Regions from separate parts of the Mus musculus genome. Here regions 1, 3, 4 and 5 are each linked to region 2. Evidence: chromatin loops called from intact Hi-C (ENCODE). Cell type or tissue: left cerebral cortex. All regions are shown on one strand. Region 1 has its middle 14 kb from the start of Gm41918. Region 2 overlaps Col6a3 (collagen, type VI, alpha 3). Region 3 has its middle 20 kb from the start of Gm41918. Region 4 overlaps Gm35242 (a long non-coding RNA gene). Region 5 overlaps Gm35332 (a long non-coding RNA gene).

Region 1 (4,000 bases), 91 kb before region 2:
ATGTGTACAGACGCATGTGACCATGCACATGCCTGTGAAGATTAGAAGTCAACCTCAGGTGTCACCCTCAGCTGTTCATCTTGAAGCAGAGTCTCTCACTGGAACTGGAGCTGATGAACTGGCTAAAATGGCTGGCCAGTGAACCTCCAGGAGTCTCCCATTTCCATCTCTAAATGTATGTGCCAACATGACCAGCTTTTCTACTTGGACTCTAGAAACTGAACTCGTGGCATGCTTGCACGGCAAGCATTTGGCCAGCTAAGCAGTCCCCACACCCCTATTCTTCCACCTTTGTTGTTACATCATCTCCATCAGATAGTTCAAGATAAATTCAACTCCATTTTCAACCTCAAGTCCCTATGCTATGTAACATGACATGTTTACATACAGGTCCCAAGGTCTGAGATAGAGGCATCTTTGCAGGGCCATTCTTCTATCTACAGAACCCAGATCACAAGGCTATCCAGTGGCAGAGTATAATCAAACACAAGTCTAACTTCAGGAGCCACCAACTGCTCCATTCTCCTGACTCTGTCTGGTCACCCAGCATGCTGCTCTTTTGCCCTGTGACTTCTGGGACACTTCCAGCACCCCTGCAGCCCAGGCCTCTGTGTTCTTCAAAGCTCAGTATGGCTTTCATCTCTACCTTGGAGCGTTTCCTGGGCAAACTTGGCTGCTGAGCCTGAAAGTCGTATGATGAAAACTCCATCTGGAGTCTCCCCTGCCTCATGGTGACAGTCTGGACTAGAATCTACTTGGCATAAAGCACACAGCCAAACTCTGGGCAGTCCCGCCCATTTCCTACCGGCATCCCTGTGCTTTCATCCCTTAGGCCTAAGGAGAACAAGGAAGGTCTTTCTCCCACCAGAAAGCTTTGCACATAGACAGAGGATGGAGCCACAGGCTCCTTCCTGCATCTTCTCTTTGTCATGTGGAACCTTACTCTCAGAACACATTCTGGCAGATTCCCTACACCTGGGCACAGTGTCCTCCACATACTATTGATTCTGTAAAGCCATACAGAGTGGCAGTCACATAGACATGTTCTAATCAGCCTTCCTCCTGGATACCTCACCATTCTCTGCATGAGATCAAACTAGCCTTCTGTCTGGTTCATTGTAGACTAAGTTCAGTCTGTATGTGTTCTGATTAAACTGGGTCAATGTTGCAGTACACTAGTGCCATCCTTCATCCTATAGTGGGAGGTAGATCAGTTGTCTATTTTAATCAATCAATCAATCAATCAATTAATTTTGAGACAGGGTTTTTACTTAGGTTTCTGTTGCTATTATGAAACACCATTACCAAAGCAACTTGAGGAGAAAAGTAGTTGGCTTATGTTTCCATATCATTGTTCATTGTTGAAGGAAGTTAGGGTAGGAATTCAAACAGGGCAGGAATAGGGAGGCAGGGACTGATGCAGAGGCCATGGAAGGACACTGCATACTGGCTTTCTCTCTATGGATTGCTTAGCCTGCTTTCTTTTTCTTATTTTTAAAATTTTATTTATTTTATCCATGAGTGCTCTATCTGTATGCCAGAAGAAGGCATTAGATCCCATTACAGATGGTTGTGAGTCACCATGTGTTTGCTGGGGATTGAACTCAGGACCTCTGGAAGAGCAACCAGTGTTCTTAACCACTGAGCAATCTCTCCACCCCTCAGTCTGCTTTCTTATAATACCTAAGACCACCAACCCACAAGTGGCACAACCCACAATGAGTTGGGCTGCCCACACCAATCACTAAGAACATGCCTAGGCCTATAGCCCAATCTTATGGATCCATTTTCTCTTAACCTCTGAGCCATCTCTCCAGCCCATGGATCCATTTTTTTTTTCTCAATTGAGGTTCCCTGCTCTTGGATGACTCTGGCTTGTACCAACTTGACATAAAACTAGCTAGCACACAAGGTCTCATTATGTAGCCCAGGCTAACCTGGAAACTCCTTGGGTAGACCAGGCTGCCCTCAAACTCCTAGAGCTGAAAGCAGAGGCAAGTGCTACCACATCCGGTCTGACTTTTATAAATCAGGGTCCTTCTGTCCAGATCTCATCCCTTTTTTCTCAGCTTCATGGCATCCATCCGTGAGAATATTCTCTCTGCCTTGTTTTTGTCCACAGCACTGAATCAGGAGCAGAGCTCGGCAACCCACAACCAGAGCTCTGGCTTAGTGAATCAGGGATTCCGCTGGTCACCACTAACCAGTCAGTAATACACCTCACTGCACGGCCTCCACACACAGCTCCCCGCTTGGCTGCATCACAGCGTCAGGAACTGTCAGATGCCCTAATGGAGAACAGATGCTGTAAAAAGCAACCACATTCCCAGGGCCATGCTTGCCAAAGGAGGAAGTGAGTTCTGTGTGCAGTGGCCACTGCGAGTGGAGGCAGTGTTCTCCCTAGATCTTCCACTAAGCACAACGGAGATAGAGATGACTTCAAACAAGTCCTGAATTCAAGATGACACTTGGCTCCCTTGAAGCCTCAGATAGAGAAGCAGAAAAGACGAGTTCTGTTTTGTATGCCTTCGGGCATTCGGGAGCACTCTTGGTTTTCTGCAAATAGCATGAGCTCTGTATCTGTCCTACGTGTCTCTGATTTAAGGTGGGCATCAGTGGAGCTGAGCTAAAGAACCTGCGTGGTGGAAACTTCCCTCCAGTGCTGTGTGTGGGGCGACCATAACACTATCCCAGCACACCTTCCATGACCCAGGCTGCCCTGTCTCAGACACACCACACACCTTTGGCAAAGATGGGACAATTCTAATCAAAATAACTTCCTTAGGTTCTAGGGGAGGTTGATGGAGGAGGTATGGATGGAAAAGATTTAAATACATTGTATATACATGCATGAAATTTTCAATCAATAAAATATTTTTTAAATGCATCATATGCAGTCAGCTCTGAAGTTGCTGACAACGCAAATGGTTGCAAATGGTATATGGGTGATCTTGAGAGAGCCCCTGTCCTGCTTTATCTTTATAGGACAAGTTCTGTACTTCACAGTTCAAATTACTTTTAGGAAAGTGCTTAAGTTATGGCTCTAGCATTTGGCGGCGGGGGCGGGGGGGGGGGGGAGGGGCAATGTTGCCAAGGAAAAAGGTATCCAGAGATGTTGACAGGACATCTCTGCTCACTTCCTGCATGCCCAGGCCTGCACTCAAAGCTGAGGGATGAGCTGAAGCCGAGTCCCTGGTCTCAAGAACATCTGATGGGGGACTCTCACAAGTGGACAGTCACGTCTGCCAGTCGATGCTGCTCAGTCACCAAAGAGAGAAACAGAACATGGTGTGGCTGTGTTTTCTCAGCCTTCCTCTGACCACACAGAGCAGCTGTTGGATGTGTTTGAAATCTGGTGATGTGTGAATTCCTCGCTGTGCTTCTCTCCATCTGTCTGCCTCCCACCCATTTCTCTCCATCCCCTCTCTACATGTATAGCCTTGACAGTTAGTCTGAATCTCTCAGAACTTGATTCCTCCATCTGTGCAGTGGGCTTATTGTGCCCTCCCTGCCTCTTTAATGAAGCCTTCATCATCACTGTATCATCTTCCCTTTGTGCCCTCTTCATGGGCCTGCTGGGAAGTAAAAGGAAATAATGTACGTGAAATTGCCAACCCAGTGCCAAGGCTAGACAGCAGGGTTTCTATGGCAAACACAGCAACAAATACTTTCCTAGAAATGAATCATGGCTAATTCATACAAGTTTCCACAATGGCGGTGGATGCTTTTGATCTCAAGCTTAGCCTTCGTCCTTATGGTGTCAGAGCAGTCTCTAGGTCACGAAGTCCACGCATCTGGACTACAGTTGGCTGATATGCAATTGCTGTGGAATAATAAATGGAAGTTGTCCAGATTTTCAGAAATAACATTCTCCACACTAAAACATATCATTTAAAAGTAGAGACCAGCAGAACGGCTCGGCAAGTTGGGCTTAATGACTTGAGTTTAATCTCCAGGACCCACAAGGTAGAAGGAAAGAATTGATGCCTGAAAATTGTCT
Region 2 (4,000 bases):
CTGGAATAGTTCCCCCTGAGACCTGAGTCATCTCCAGCTGCTGGTCAATTCTGAAATTAAAGTGGCCCATGAGCTCTTCCTTCCAGCGGACAATTCCCAAAGCACTGGGACTGTGGAAATCGGGGATACAGAGCACATGGTGGGGGGAGGCTCCACAAAGATGGCTCCCAGTGAGGCTTTCCCTGGTCACTTCCAGCTCACAAACAGCTCCCCATATTTCCTGATTGCTAAAGTTAGTGAGGAGAGAGGATGGCACTGGGCACCACACAGCCAGACGCTGCAAGGTGAATGGTGGATGGTGACTTGGCAAAGCATTCTCTATTTGTTTCATTTCTCCCATTTTTCGAACATCCAAATATTTTTTTTTTCTTGAGACAGTTTCACATATGTCACCCTGCCTGGCCTGAAACTCACACTGTAGCCAAGACTAGCCCTGAATTTCTGATCCCCCTATCTCCATCTTCAAAACGCTGGGATTCTAGACATGCGTTACCACTTCTAGATTCCATGGCACAGGGAACCACTCCCCCCCCCCCACACCAAGGAGCTATAGATCCCAGATCCTCCAGAGTTTTTCAAACAACAGTGACTCCGCTGCCACATCTACTCCAAAGAAAACGTGGGAAACATAAGATACCTTTCTTCCACGGTATTTCTTAAGGCCTATTCATCCCACCCTGCCCCCATGCCTGGGTCCTGCGTGCATGCTTGGTGGAATCCATCAGGCAGGCGCAGAACATTGGGTGGGGCTGGCTTTATTACTGCTCCTAACACTGTAGCCACACACCAGCATGTCACCTCTCTGAGTAACACATCCCATGACCCCAGAAAGACACCAAGACAATGTTCTCTGCGCTATCTCAATAGCCAAACAGAAGTCATGAATTTTGCCAACCTGATCTTGAAACTTAGCATCCTGGAGCCTGATTGATAAGCAATCCTGAGACCATGTTGTGGGACAACTAAGAGAAGGTAGCGGTACTCTGAGATGAAATTCAGTGCCTCAGGGCCTCTCTGATAAATGATGAAAAGTCAGAGAGTCGACAATGTATTTTAATCATCAAATACTTAAAATGAGATGTTTATGTGAAATGAGATGGTTATGTGAAATTCTTTCAAATATGTTTCTCTGCTGGGAAGAGCAGCAAAGGGCAGACTGTGCACCCTTCAAGAGCTATCAGATTAGGGGACGTTAATACCTTCTCCGGGGTTCAAATAAGAGACTATACAGTGTGTGTGCGAGCATGCTTTAGTCCCCATGTTTTCCATGGGAGCGCTTATAACTTAGATTCAGGCAATGTTTCCTTTAAAATTTGCCAGTTGCCCGATGCTCTTGACCTGGAATTACTTAAGAGCAGAGAATGTGTTGTATGAAGGCATAATTTCATTTCTGAATGCTCATACACAAGCAAGGAAGAAAAATGGAATTTTAAATGTATGCCCGGCACAGAGACTGGGCTGGAACAGCCAATCCTAGCTGCCACCCACAAGCTGGGGTGTAAATTGTTGACTCCCTATGAGCCCTGAAACCCCACCCTGGAAACCGCCAGGAACTTGGATTTTCCAGGCACGCCAAGGGATACACTGCCCTCTAGAGAAAAGAGTCCAGAATGCATTCCCAGAAGCAGCCATGTGCCCACTCAAACTTCCTTTCCCAAAACAGACCCGGGATATTGGGATGCATTAAGAGTTTCAGTTTTAAAACCTAACATAAAATTCATTGCTACAGAGGATCTCTCTTTTTAAGAACCAGGACCTGGCTGGCACTCCCCAACAAGATACTCACTGCCATGATCGGGATGGCAGTGGGTTTTATGGGGAATTATCACTTGGGGTTTGGACCATGAGCAGCACCAAGAAGCTTTATAAGAGGATAAGCAGAATAGAGAGAAATGTCCTCATGTACTTTAACAATGTGTGTTAGAACCTGGAGCAGGCCTGGAGAGAGGGCTCAGCGGGTGAGAGCACTCATTGCTCTCGCACCGGACCTGAGTTTAGTTCCGATGTGAGGTTGCTCACAACCACCCGCAACTCCAGCTCCAGAGGGATCCAACACCTCTGGCCACTGCAGACACCTACACTGGTGTTCACACCCACACATGTGCGCGTACATGATTAGAAATATTTTTTTTTTAAATCTTAAAATTTGAAGCACTTTCTGGGTTTGGCTGAGCTACCGACGGGATTTTAAAATGTCACTTCCCAAGTCACCAACTATTTGTGTGTGTTTTTACTGCCTGTCTGCCACAGCCAGGACACCATGTGCAGTTCCTGCCTGTGGGTCAGTCAGTGGAGAAAAGCTTCCTCAGTACACAGTGCCTCCTTCAGCCCTGGACATCACCTGCTGCCCATCCCCAAGAGACACCAGATTCGCAGCTTCTTCCACAGAGTTTCATTGTTTGCATCCTGCAAGAGCATCTTACACAACACAGTTGGCAACTCACTAGTGAATTTTCAATCCTGAATGTGGAATTTCGCATAAAAGCAGGTGGTGTCACAGCACATACAGCAGCGCTCTATTTTAGCCACTCTTTCTCCAAGTCACCAAACGTCCGGAAAGAGCGGGAAAGCAAACCAAGCCCTGGATAGTAGTACATGTCTCCACCCACTCCAAAGAAGGAAGGTGGTTTCAGGAGGAGACCGTGGCCTTGAGCACTGGGGTCTGTAGGTTTTACTCCAAAACTAAGGTCAGAGTTCACAGCTCCAGAAGCTGGGTGAATAGAGGAACTTTCTGTACTCTGTGGTCATTGATACATTGTAGATTGTACTGTCTGAAGTCACAGAATTGCAGTTATCATAGGATACAGCACAGTGCAGAGACACAGACAGTTCTCGATCTGAACCATGCTTATCTTGTCTCAGATACATCATTAGGTTCCCAAGCTTGACGGTCTCCACCAGAACGGGGTGTGGTACACACCTCCAAGGTAAGATACGCTCTTAGGCCAAAGGATACCTCAGTCACCCTCAAGGAAGGCACTGGGGCCACACCCTCTAGTTCCCAGACTGAAAAAATCCAGGAGAACCATTCTCTGTCACCCATCCTGACCATCTTCCCCACCCAGTGTCAGCTGAATGCCTTTCCTCTGCTGAGAGAGAGAGAGAGAGAGAGAGAGAGAGAGAGAGAGAGAGAGAGAATATTCCCTTTGTGACAATGTAAAGTTTTGCTTGATGAAAGATGCCCAGACATTGGACCACTGTCCCCAATCATAAATCTCTCTCAAAGAAGTTCTACACCCCATTCCTTCAGCCTCAGCAGAAACCCACAGCACAAAATTCAGGCTATTACTGTAAGCCCTCTGTGCCATCAAGCTGGCCTCCTGAGTGGAATCCCGCGTGGGCCTCCCTTCATTCCCCATGAGTTGTGTACCTTTGTGAAAACTGAGTCAAGTGTCCTATGGCTTTGAACAGATTGTAACAGATGAACAGTCTCCTCAGAGGGGATCAGTCTGTCAGCCCATCCCACATGGAGATCTAAAGGGTCCCCTACTGCTGGCTCATCAACTCCATGGCTCCATCAATGGGAAAGGATGCTACTGAAAGTCAGACACTCAGGTGGGCCCGGCCAGTAGTCCAGCATCTCAGAGCTTCTCTCTCTTCACCCATAAGCCAAGGATGACAGCACTGGAATCTTCTAGCCCAGAATCACCCAGGAAAGAAGTCAAAAAGTCCCAGTAGTGGAAGCTACAGCAATCAGTTGGTCCCATATTGTTTTTGTTAAAAGCAATATGATTTTTATTTTAAAGTCTTTTCCACATTTCAGCTTGCTCTGGGAAGCTGGGAACTGTCCTCAGGTCCCATGAATCCCCTTGAAGCTCTGAGACTCTGGGGTTTTCATCTGGAGTCAGCTCGGGGTAGGGAGAGAAATGACTTCTCTAGGGTGTAGTGTGCCCACTGGTGCTCATACAACTTGTTCTTGAAGTCCACACCAGTCCCTAAGTTTGCCTGGGCTTTTGTGAAATTCATTTTTCTTAGCCTTTCTCCAGTACTCCAATGAACC
Region 3 (4,000 bases), 96 kb before region 2:
TTCCATTTGTGTCCTACTTAGTTATACCTGAACACTTTGTTTGGATTTTCATCTGAGAAATGATAACACTGAAGGCTCAGAGCTGGACCTCAGACCACGCATCAGCCTTTTTGTGGTTCCTTGGCCTCAAAGATGTCACCTTCGTTTTGAGTCTATTCTCAGGGGGTTAGGATGAGAGCTAAGCATGGTAGCTCACAAGACATGCGCAGCTCAGCAGTGCCCGACACACCCAACCCACAATTGATTTTAGTTGCCATTAGCTTAATTATCATGTGGGTTCATTATTTCATCATAATTAACATATTAACCTTGTGGTTTATACACACCTCAGCCATGGTTATCTGATATCCGTCTCTCCTTGTGTGCCTTGTTCTGTGGAAATTGTCAAAGTGCAAGAAACATCTGTCTCCCCTGACTTTTTGTGGTCCATGAGTCACGCTCCTGTAAGATCTGGCAGATGAGTACCAGCTTCTCAGGTGGTTTGCAGGGGCTCGACAGTTAGTGAGGGGACATATTTGTAACCAGGCAGAACCCTGTAGCGTCTGATGTATTCCAAGCAACTGTCCACTCGCAGGTGGCGTCATCTTACTGACCCATGGAATACTTCACTTGTAATAGTGACATAGTCTGGACCAAGAATTAGCAGACTTTCTGACAAATGGTCAGACATGGCCCAAATGTCATGTGAGACTTTGCAGGACATGTAATCATGAACTTTATAAAATAAGCTGTGGACAAAACTTAATCTCTGACCCCCCATTTGCCAGCCCTGATACCAGGTTTCCCTTCTCTTTCCATTTGTTCATCAGTGAGGACAGACTCTAGAATGACTTCAGCTTTGTTAGAATTACATTAAAACCTAGTCTTGTTTTCAGGTTTTAGGACATTGAACTTCTGCAGAGATTTGGTTGAAAAAAAAGAAGAGATAGTTTACTACAATGTTTTGCAATAGTTTACCACAGTGTTTTGAAGTGTATTGTGTATAGGCACTTGTGTATGCTCACACATACATGCCACTCACAAATATAACACACACACACACACACACACACACACACACGTGCATTTGCCAAACTCATAAACACATGTACAGGCACAGTACTAACAAACACAACCTCTCAGACATGTCCACACACATACACACTTGTACACTCATACACACCTACTCATACACACACACAGACATATTCACATACATCTACATTCATGTTCACACACACATAATCTCACTCTACTCACACTCACCCACACACATTCTCACTCATACATACACACACACACACACACATTTGTACACTCATACACACCTCCTCATACATACATACACACACACTTATTCACATACACCTACATTTATGCTCACATACACACACAAACTCACTCTACTCACACTCACTGGCACACATTCTCTCTCTCTCTCTCTCTCTCTCTCTCTCTCTCTCTCTCTCTCTCTCTCACACACACACACACACACACACACACACACACACACACATACACACATGCGCGCGCTTGTAATCCAAGCACCAAGCAATCCATCAATGAACCCGTTTCCATAGGAACCCGTGAGAACAATATGCATGTCCCTCACAAGCACCAGGTCTTGCTGAGGAGCTTGACTTCCCATCAGCCTTTTCTCTCTGCTGCCCTCCCCCTCCTTGCTCTCTCCGCGGCTCCCCGGAGCTCCCAGGCTCCTGGAGCTCCCTGGATGCTTTTCGCCCTGCTCCCACTCGCTCTTCACCCGAGGGCCTCTGGGATGAAGGTCAGACATCTGCTTTCCATCTTCCCCCACTGTTTAGCTGAAGCCGGGCGGCCCAGATTTCCCACTCATAAATCATTGCTCATCTGGACCATGCTCGGCCACGCAGCGTTGTTTACTCAGCGAATCTCCTTTTATAGAAGAATGGACCCCTCCCTCCTCCTCTTTCCACCCAGGACTGCCATCTTCTAGGCTGATCATTTTCTCAGCCAGCTTTAGAACAATGGAGAAGAGAATTCATTTTAGTCTGGCCTTTGCTTTGACTATTCTAAAGTTAGAGTTATATCACACTATAATAAAAGCCCAGAGAACTCAGGAAGTATTGTATTGTAGAGGGAGCTAGGATACTTGGTATTTTAAAATACAGAAGTAGAGGGGCAAATAGTGAGAGCAGCCATGTGCTAGCTAATGCTAGGGGTGTCTGTTTCCTTCGTTCTTTTGATGACCCTAAAATCTAGGTGCTGTTAGCCTTATTTTACAGACAGGGAAACTGAGGCAGGAAAGGCTAAGGAACTTACCAAGACAGCTAGGCTAGGATTCTCCTGTAGCAAGAAGCTATCCTATATTAAAGTCTGGTTTTTCAGCCCCGGATTCAACTGCCTTTTTTTTTTTTTTTTTTTTTTTTTTTTTTTTTTTTTTTTTTTTTTTTTGTATCTTCCAATGTAACATTGTCTTATTCTTTGTGTCTTCAACTGTAATATTGTCTTATTTCCCAGATAGTGAAGCAGAAGCACTCAGGTGTAAGGGAAGCTGTGGTGGCCATTTCCCAACTCCTCTAAAGTCCTTATTCCTGTGTGGATCTGTGCTGCTGTATGATTTCCAGCCGATGCCCACAATGGCCTCTACTTCCTCTAATGCAGAGTTTAAACTTAGAAAAATGTCTGAGGATAATGGGACATTCAGCTCAAACCCAAGCCCAGCTTCTCCTCTGCTAGCTAGCTCTTGCCACCTGCTCCAGATGTGCAGGGCAGGGCTTCCCCATCCAAGCAGACAACATCAGCTGGGTGTGATACAACCCAATACAGCTTTGAGACCATCTGCCTGGAGGAGGCCTCTCAGGGCTTTGTCCCAAAGACTGCTTCCACCTCCAGCTGCTGGCCATAAGCCCCATTTATGTGACCTGAGCTCCTGACCCACCAGCCACCAACCGGCTCCTCTTCCTCAGACTCATTAAAATCACTAAATGGCTCCCAGAAGGTTCAGGGGCTCCATTTACTAATTCAGCACAGAGTGAGGTGAAGGAGAAGAGACATTCTTATCACAACACTACTTTATTTCCACATTTCATAGCTGCGTGGAGAGAGTATGGGTTTTCTTAACAGCCTCACATCATGGGAGAAATAATATGACTGTCACATAACGCTGTTACTAACCACTGGCCTGTCACTCAGATGTTTTTTGCTATAGTCATAATGTTGGTCGCTTGAGAGGAGCCCAATTGTAAATGTAAATAATGAAGGCCAAAAACGTGGAGTCTTGTTCTATTCTCAAATCATATTATTGGCAGTTAACTCATACGTGAACATCCAGTCGGAGTTTTTCATATTTATTCAGAACTAAATTTTGTGGATTGGGAGTTGAGAAGAAAAGACGGGTTAATAAATCTGACTCTTGTAATAAAGCTCTTAAAAGTTACCAGCTGTTACAGAAAGATCGGCTGTTGGGGGATAGAAAGATGGCTTGGTGGTCTAAGTTTGCTGCTAAGTCAGAGCTCATGCAAATGCAGGTGGGTGTGGCAGCCTGACTGTGAGTCTAGTCCTAGAAAATAGAGATAGGCAATGGCCAGAGGAAGCTAGTGAGAAGAGCCCTAGCAGCAAGCTCCAGGGTTGGTTGAGAGAGGTTGTCCTAATGAATGAGGTGGAAGGGAGATCAAGGACGATTCCCAGTGTCAAGCTCAGATGTCCATGCGCACACATACCCATGTGTATGTGTGTATATGTGTGTGTGTGTGCACCCACATACACACTTATGTCTTTGCACATGCAAATGTTCGTATCCATACATGCACACCACACCAGCGCACATAAAAATGGGAGGAAAAAGATTCTTGGGCACATAAGTGACCATTAGTCTCACCACATCACTTTCCAAACCCAGGGGGAAGGAGGGGGCGGAAGTCTGCAGAAACCAGAAACTCCAATGTCCCAAGAGCTCATTACAAACATTACAAAAAGTCTTCAGCTTTTCAATACAACAAAAATGTAGGCTTTGCTCTCAACCCCCTCTGCAGGATAGCAGGTC
Region 4 (4,000 bases), 190 kb before region 2:
CCCGAGTTCCCTAGCCTAACTGTGCATAAAAGTGCTCAGCCCCTCAGGCTTGCTCTTGCTGCAGAGAACACGAACATGGTATGGAACATTCGGGGAGTGAACAGACTTGCTGTGAATATTTGCTGGAGTGTGGGAATCCCTGCAAGGAAAGTGTGTGGTTGGCTGGGAGAAGACTTGAGTGTGTCTGGGGACGGTGGGCTGGATCCGACTCACACTGAACTGCAGCGTGCTGTAAATAGCAGGGCCCACCCTGGGGCATAACTCCAAAGTGTCAGGAAGCTGCTCCCCACACCAGCTCTTCCCCTCAGAGGAAAAAGAACTTCATATGGTAGAAATGGGAAATACACACGAGAACGGAGGCATAGGGATGCTGAAGGCTTTTTCCTATAGGCACACTGGGATAATCAGAAAGGAGGCCATATTGGTTCGTGTTGTCAATTGGACATAAGCTGGAGTCTCCCCTGAGAGGATGGAACTCTCATCTGAGAGAACGCCTCCATCAGTTGGCCTGTGGAAATGTCTGTGGGGCATTTTCTTGCTTAATGGTTGACGAGGGAAGACCAAGCCCACCATGGGTGGTGCCACAGCCAGGATGGTCCTAGGCATCACTTGAAAACAAGCTCAGCAAGCCAAGGAGATCAAGCCAGTGAGTGGGGTGCCTTCTTGGCCCCTGCTTCAGTTTTTGCCCTGAGTCCCTGCCCTGACTTCTCTTCATGATGGATGGGAGCTGTATGGTGAAACATCCCTTTTGGTCCCATGTTGACTCTCCAAAGGCATTTACATCAGCAATAGAAAGGAACACACAGGATGAAGGCCTTTGTCCTAGCTCAAGAGCCATGTGACTGGCTGGGCAAAAAGGGAGAGAAACCTTCTGTCCTCAGTTACCCATGCTTTGGGGCCACCTCAGCACCCAGTCCTCTTGGAATCCCCTATCTGAGGTCATACCAACACATTTCCCACACTCCCTTGGGGATTGATGACAGGTCACAGGTAGATGACAGGTCACAGGTAGATACCTGTGGGTGATTTCCAAAGCACATCACCCCAGTGTGAACTTCCATGCCTGCCTGCCTCTCTGAACTGACCCTCATGTCCTTCTTGTCAAGATTCTGACTAATCCAGGCTAATCTGTTCCATTCCAGAACCTTCGTCGGAGGAGACATCATTTGGCCTTTCAAACAGTGGGTCTCAATAGCTGATGAGTAACGAGAACAGCACGGTAAATTGTAAGTAGCAGTCTGATAGACTGGAGTGAGTAAGGGACAGCAGGGTGATTGATGCAGGCACGTGCTACATGATGACATTGATCTCTGTGGCCATCATGCTCTACACACAAGAGTGAATGCATGCTCATGGGTTCCAAAGGCTGGGCAAGGTTTGAATACAAGAGTGTCATGTATCTTGTGCATTGCTTAGAGCAGTACTGTGGAGACACAGAAGAACTTGGAGGGAGGCAAGTGACACTTTGTAGGTTAATCACCATCTCTGCTCGCCAGTCAATCAAGTAGGCCCAGAGATGCTCTTCCTCCCAGGCAAAAAGATCTTTAGGGCTCTATGTTGTCCACTTTACCTGTCAATAGTTGCTTGAGCCCCTGGAGTGGAAAGGGTCTTGTTTAAGATACTTGCTATTCCCCAGCCTTCCACCAGATGGCAGCCTTGAAACATGGGGAGGTGGTCCATCTGGCAGCTGCTTCAAGTATCTTCAAGTGGGGGAGGCGACTTCAAATCTTAGAGGCCTGGGCCTCTCTCCTTCCTTGCGAAGGGTCACCTCCTGAAAAAACTGTCTGGGTCTGGTTCCTTGTCTGGCCAGGCAGCAGCCGCTTTCTGAAGCACAGGGCATTTTGCCAGGGGCTGTTCTGCAGTCTCAGCAGTGGATTCCCCACCACACTACTGAAATGCCCCAGGCCTACACCAAAGCCAGACAAACTCCAGCCCTTGCACATCCAGCAAGCTATCGTTATCCCTCCCACCAAGTCATGCTTCCAGAAAGGAAGTGAATGCTGGCCTCTGACTTCCAGCCCCTCCCCCATGCCTCCAAGCCTCTTGCACTCACATTCCATAAGATATTCTGTTTCCTAACTGATATTCTTTGTAGTGTGGAGAGCACATCACCTTCCTGGGAAGGGTAGGGCCTTCAGCAGCTTCACAGAGCCTTGGCTGTCATCCCTGTTCTTGTGTGCTCCCCTACCCAATCTCCCCTTGTGCCTCCCTCCCATCTAACACCATTAGGCTGTCCCCTCCTCTCCCTCCTCCAGTACTGGCTACCCATCCCCCATATCCTCTGCTAACATGCAGATGACCCAGGCAAAGGGCCTCTCACCCTTGCTTCTGCACCAGATCTGCCACCGTCCACCACACAGATCTCTGCCGTCTCTAGAAACAGGACCTCACTCAGACCAGCATCTCCATGTGCCCACAATCAGAGTCCAAACCTTCCTAGGCTTTTGGAGCAATGGGGTGGAAAAGGTTTTGGGAGAGAGGTGAAGCCCACAGCAAGGATGGGTAGCTGATGGAAACACAGCCTGTCTGCAAGAACAAGAGAACAGGAGGATTCTTACAGCCATGTTAGCTTCACATGCTGGCCTTAAAGGGGTGACTCATTCAAGGCCAATGGAACTGGGTGGCTGTTGAAAGGGACACTTAAACTACTACCCCAAGCCAGAGAGGACAGGCAACACTCCAGGACCCCACAGTAGTGACTTTATAATGGCTACTTTCTCTGTCCTTCTCCCACCCCAAGTCTGTCTGAGTGCTCCCCAGGGCCTCAGGGAGCTGGTGTGTCTCCTCCAGGCTTCCAGCAGTCTCTAGATGAACCATTACTGTCCCCAGGAAACTGGGCCAGGCAGCCAATGTGGGAGTAGGAATAGGGCCAGGCAGTCTGGCCCTGCAGCTGGCAAGGAGAGCAACCTTTACCAGGCTCTAGATTGTACTGGGTGCTCTTAGATCTAAAATGCAAGTGGGGCTTATCATATGGGAAAATTCTTCATAAATCTGCGCACATGTGCGCGCACGCACACAAACACACACATGTAATCGGACTGTGAGATGCCAGCTGCACACAGCTGGAGCGATATTCCCAAGACAGCAGATGCTGGGAACCTCTGAGGGCTCTCCCAGGATGGCCTTCCCTTCTGGACACCCCTCCTTTCTTTGCCTTATATTCAGAACCCCAAATTAGAGAGGAAGCCTTGTGTCAGCACCCAAGTCAGATGAGAAATGGCTCATGGAAGGAGCACCACATGACGTCCTGGAGTTACCCAGAAGAACAGCAAGTAAGGGACCTTAAAAGGACCCTCGCTACAGGCAGGCACCTCCATGTCCATTTGGTGCCCTGTGTGGAAGCCTTCTGGATCAGCGGGCCTGGAGTTCAATGATGATGGAGCTAGACAGACCTTAGAGCTGAGGAAGCTGCTCTGGGCAAGCAGGGACTATGGAAGCTTCTATGCCAGTCTGAGAACTGTGCGGGCATCCATCTGGGTGGGAGCTGGTGTATCCAGATGGTTTCCATTTTTCTGGGTAACCTTGGAAAACGTGAATCAGAAGGTGGCCACGCTGCCCACAGCTGCAGTGGGGGGCAGGGGGATACTGCCTGTGAGTCACAAGCTAGGCTCTCCAGAGCTGTTTTCCACATGTCCATCTAGGGGACAATTCTCTACTGGCAGTTCAATTTCTTCAGTCCCCTGTTTTCTTAGGACCAGGGTGAGTGATATGTTTGCTCTCAGTGAAATGACAACCTTGTGGCATCACCCCCAGCACACTTCTGGAACTGATGAGTCCAGCCTTGATGTCCTGGGCAAACCAGAGAATAGATTAATCCTTTCAGGGCACAGCACAGTCCCAGAAGGCACCACTTGACCCATCTCTCAGGAGAAAGCAAAGGTGAGGGCCTTCAATGTAGAAGTCCATTTTCAAACTCTCTAAGAAGACTCTCTGCTCCTGAACACTGCCCATTGCATTCCTGATCCTACTCTCCTAGTCCAGACTTAAAGAGACCCTAGCT
Region 5 (4,000 bases), 150 kb before region 2:
ATTTCACTCACTGTTCCATATAATGGCTCATCAGAAGCAGTGAGGGCAGGAACTCAAGCAGGCAGAAGCCCAGGGCAGATGCAGATGCAGAGGCTATGGAAGAGTGCTGCTTACTAGCTTGCTTTTTATAGCTTGCTCAGCCAGATTTTTTCTTCTTCCTTCCTTCCTTCCTTCCTTCCTTCCTTCCTTCCTTCCTCCCTCCCTCCCTCCCTCCCTCCCTCCCTCCCTTCCTTCCTTTCTTCCTTTCCTTCTTTTTTTTTTTTTAAAAAAGATTTATTTATTTAATTTATGTATATGAGCACACTGTCAATGTCTTCAGACACACCAGAAGAGGGCATCGGATCCCATTACAGATGGTTGTGAGCCACACGTGGTTGCTGGGACTTGAATTCAGGACCTCTAGAAGAGCAGCCTTAACTTCTGAGCCATCTCTCCAGCCCTCAGCCAGAATTTTTAAAATATTTATTTATTTATTATTAGATGTTTTCTTTATATACATTTCAAAATCCAGCAATACCTCTCCTGGGCATATACCCAGAAGAAGTTCCAACTGGTAATAAGAACACATGCTCCACTATGTTCATAGCAGCCTTATTTATAATAGCCAGAAGCTGGAAAGAACCCAGATGTCCCTCAACAGAAGAATGGATACAGAAAATGTGGTACATTTACACAATGGAGTACTACTCAGCTATTAAAAACAATGGATTTATGAAATTCTTGGTCTCGGTCTTAAAGAAACAGGCTTTCCCCTCTCCCAGCAGCTGTCAATTTCCAGTAGTTGCTTAGCTGGACTATGATCAAAATACATTGACTCTCAAAGAACTAATAAAATGAGGAAAAGCGAGTTGCCTATTCTATTAGGGTTTTTATTGCTGTGATAAAACACTGTGACCACAGTAACTTATAATGGAAATGATTTAGTTGGGCTTATGGTTTCAGAGGGTGAAGATCCGTGATGGCGAAGCAAAGGCATGACAGCAGGAATGGCTGAAAGCTTACATCTCTGTCTGCAAGCAGGAAGCAGAGAGACCACCCTTGGGATAGTGCAAGTCTTTTATTGTGCATATTTTTGTATTGACAGGTGGTTTACATATATGGTATGTCTGTGGGAGGGATTTGATTGGTACGGTATGTGTATGTCATGTGTGCATATGTGACATGTATGTGTGTGACATGTGTGTTTACATATCTCTGGTATATTTTGTGTGTGTGTGTGTGTGTGTATGTGCATTTGTGTGGCTTATGCATGGTGTGTGGTATGGCATGAATATGGTGTGTTTCTGAAGTGTCTACAAGATGCATGTATTTGGCATGTGGGCCAGTGTGGGTGTTTCAGGAGAGCCATGAAGGAGACCACAGCAATCAAGAGAAGTCAAGGGTGTTTAAGGAACCATATCCTGACCAATTTGTTCTGTTCTACCCTGACTGTCCCGGCTTCCTGTGACCTCTTGTCTTCCACAGTGACATAATGAGAATCCCCAGACAGCCTGTTATTCTCACAGGGCTGAGGGTGTGGAGCTGGCTTGGGGCTCAGCCATGACCAAGTTGAATCAAGCAGGGAGACAGGAGGATGAGGTACTGGGTTTTATGGCAGGCCTGGAAGCTCAGCTGCTCAGACTTGGGAGACCCATCAGGGGGAATGACTGCTTTTCAAACAGATGAGAAATATGGACATGTATGATTAGCAGTAGTGGCCAGCAGCTGCTTCTCATCACTAGTTTTCAGTGAGGACACATGTAGCAACAGCTATATATCACTCTGTGGGCTCGGGACCCTGGGAAACACTGTATCTTAGAGACGTTAGTAACACAAAGAATGACTCAGGCAGGTCTGTGTTCTCAACACCTCCTCCCCCACACTGCTGATTTGGATCCTCCTGGCTGAGGACTCCACAGACACCACAGGGGCCTGGACATCTGCTGAGCACAGGACGGACGGGAGAAATTGAGAAGTACCCTCCTGCCTTTGAGGTTATGGGGAGGGGAGACTTGGAGCATAGGCCTTTGTGCTATAGGGTAATTCAACAACGGAAGTCTCACATTATTGAAATCTGGAGCCTTTTCTATTTCTGGCCTTGGAACGCTGCAGAATCCAGCATGTGGTGACCCTCATTGAAGAACCTTTTGGAGGCCGGACTGGCCAGCAAACTAGGGACGGCAGAGCTCTGTGATTTACTTCCAGCTGGACAGAGACTACATCACAGCCAAGCTATGTCCTCGTGCCACCTCCACCCCTTGCATCGGTTTTGCTGGGGCCCATCTGGCTTTTGTGGAACTGATCATACTAGAAACAGAACTGTGGGAGAGGCTGCAGAGGAGGGCTTTGCTAACAAGTTAAGGAAATCTCAGGCAAATATTCAGTTTATTTAGAGGCAGCCAGCAGGGGCAGTGTAAATTCAAAGATCAAATATGTATGTGAGCCTTTTCCATACCCCATAGCAACAACTATACATTACACAATACTCCTCTTAGTGTCCAGAAGTCACTTTTCTCAGAGCAAGCATCCATTCATGTACTTGACCAGAGTATAGCTTCTGCAACGTGGGTGGTACAGAGATGCTAAGATCTCCTGCTCTAGACAGAGACTGAGAAAAAGAAATGAGAAACACAGCCCAGGCTCACTGATGACTACACAATAAAATTTATGGACTAACTTAAGTAAAAAAGGGAAAGAAAAACCAACCCTACTACCTAGGCATCAAAATGCCCCTCTCCCTAAACAACATGCACCAAGGTGCAAGGAAAGAATACACAGAAATGAACTCAGCATCAGACTCAAGGTCCAGCAAGGTAGAAAAGAAATAACTCCCAAGGCAGGATGACAGAAGCAATAGCATCCAACGCAAGAGGATAGAACTGTAAAGAAATAATCTTCTAAAGAATTCTAGAATTAAAAACCATTAGCGGAAAGGTGGGGCTCAATAGAACAAGGCACCTTCTCATTAAGAGCAAAGTGCCCTGTTGGTTCAACAAGCAAGCACAAAGGTGGCCTGCATCTTAGAAGGAGCACCTGCTGCACAAATAAGTGACAAGAGATTAATGTGTGTGACAGGCACAAAGACACTGTCCTCAGTTCAACCCTGTGCCAAAACACCCCAGCCAAAAGCAGCTTTGCGTTGGTGACCTGTAGATTGGTACAATACAGGGAAATGCTGAAGACATGCAGAGCCTACATTGCCAGCAGCACAGCCTACCTTTGGTCTCCCAGGAGTGTAGACTTGGGAGTTATGTTCTACAAAGTTACCCTTGCTAGGGGAGATGAATAATGGTTTTCTCAGGCAAACACTAAGGGATTCCTGTCAGTAGACCCAGCCTAGGAGATGTGTTTGTCTTCAGTCAGGAACTGTGAACTCCATGAAGAAAGGAAGCGATGTGGGAAAGAAAGATAATGAGGGTAGAACAAAGTCCCCACCTTTCCACATCATATTCCTGATCGATTTAAAGATAACTGTGTAAATTGGTCATAGGTTCCAGCATGTTGGAGTTGTATAGTAGGTACAGAGAGGAGCTGGTGTGTGTGTGGCGAGAGCTGGATACTCTGCCTCAAGGTCCCTGAATTGTTATTTAAGGGTGGGCACCGATTGTTGAATATTTCATTATTGCAAACCCTGCAGAAACTATTAAAAGATTTTAAAAGTAGGTATGAACATGAGGTCACATAGCCTCACATGGACTAGAGGGAAGGAAGTGCTGCTTCCGAGAACATGGGTAAAGGTACCCTCCCCTCCCTTGTCCTTCAAGTGCAACAAAACCCCTGGGTGTTGTATGTGAATGTGTGCAAGCATGTGAGAACTCTGAATAGCAGAGAGATGACTGCACACTATCTAGGAAGTGCCATGCTCCAAGAATTCCTGGGGGTTTTGCAAACCTCAACTATCCACCTTGGTGCTGGCCACCCAGAAATTCCAGTGAGCACGTGAAAGGGGACCCACAGCAGGCAGCAAGAGGAAGCCTGGCAAGACAGAGAGCTGTAGTGAGCAATTGCTCTTCTGTGTCAG

What was found. Peaks named below come from ENCODE experiments on the same cell type or tissue, not always from the same donor. Only the 100,000 strongest peaks of a DNase experiment are listed, where the experiment ranks them.
Region 1: a loop joins it to region 2, with 4 times the contacts of the local background. A loop is called at or near these places in 4 of 42 quality-filtered maps.
Region 3: it touches region 2 in a loop (2.7-fold over the local background); 6 of 42 quality-filtered maps call a loop at or near these places.
Region 4: it touches region 2 in a loop (5-fold over the local background); 32 of 42 quality-filtered maps call a loop at or near these places.
Region 5: it touches region 2 in a loop (8-fold over the local background); 2 of 42 quality-filtered maps call a loop at or near these places.

The regions. Positions count from the first base shown.
Region 1 is chr1:90,748,097-90,752,096 of GRCm38, forward strand. No RefSeq gene overlaps it. Among named protein-coding and RNA genes, the nearest start is that of Gm41918, 14 kb to the right of the region's middle. In left cerebral cortex, no CTCF peak of the experiment used is centred here; DNase peaks (open chromatin) are centred at 700, 2,307 and 3,368.
Region 2 is chr1:90,838,873-90,842,872 of GRCm38, forward strand. The region is part of intron 1 of Col6a3 (collagen, type VI, alpha 3); the gene reads right to left. Among named protein-coding and RNA genes, the nearest start is that of Col6a3, 3.1 kb to the right of the region's middle. In left cerebral cortex, a CTCF peak has its summit at 1,596 (motif pointing left); a DNase peak (open chromatin) is centred at 1,571.
Region 3 is chr1:90,742,420-90,746,419 of GRCm38, forward strand. No RefSeq gene overlaps it. Among named protein-coding and RNA genes, the nearest start is that of Gm41918, 20 kb to the right of the region's middle. In left cerebral cortex, no CTCF peak of the experiment used is centred here; a DNase peak (open chromatin) is centred at 1,734; H3K4me3 peaks cover 566 bases; H3K27ac peaks cover 530 bases.
Region 4 is chr1:90,649,204-90,653,203 of GRCm38, forward strand. Gm35242 (a long non-coding RNA gene) reads left to right here. Exons shown (of 3, transcript XR_387261.3): 1 at 1-78; 2 at 1,143-1,226; 3 at 3,166-4,000. Among named protein-coding and RNA genes, the nearest start is that of Gm35242, 2.1 kb to the left of the region's middle. In left cerebral cortex, a CTCF peak has its summit at 1,649 (motif pointing right); DNase peaks (open chromatin) are centred at 126, 1,746, 2,786 and 3,510; H3K27ac peaks cover 306 bases.
Region 5 is chr1:90,689,150-90,693,149 of GRCm38, forward strand. The region is part of intron 2 of Gm35332 (a long non-coding RNA gene); the gene reads right to left. Among named protein-coding and RNA genes, the nearest start is that of Gm35332, 13 kb to the right of the region's middle. In left cerebral cortex, a CTCF peak has its summit at 2,378; DNase peaks (open chromatin) are centred at 1,850 and 2,290; H3K27ac peaks cover 834 bases.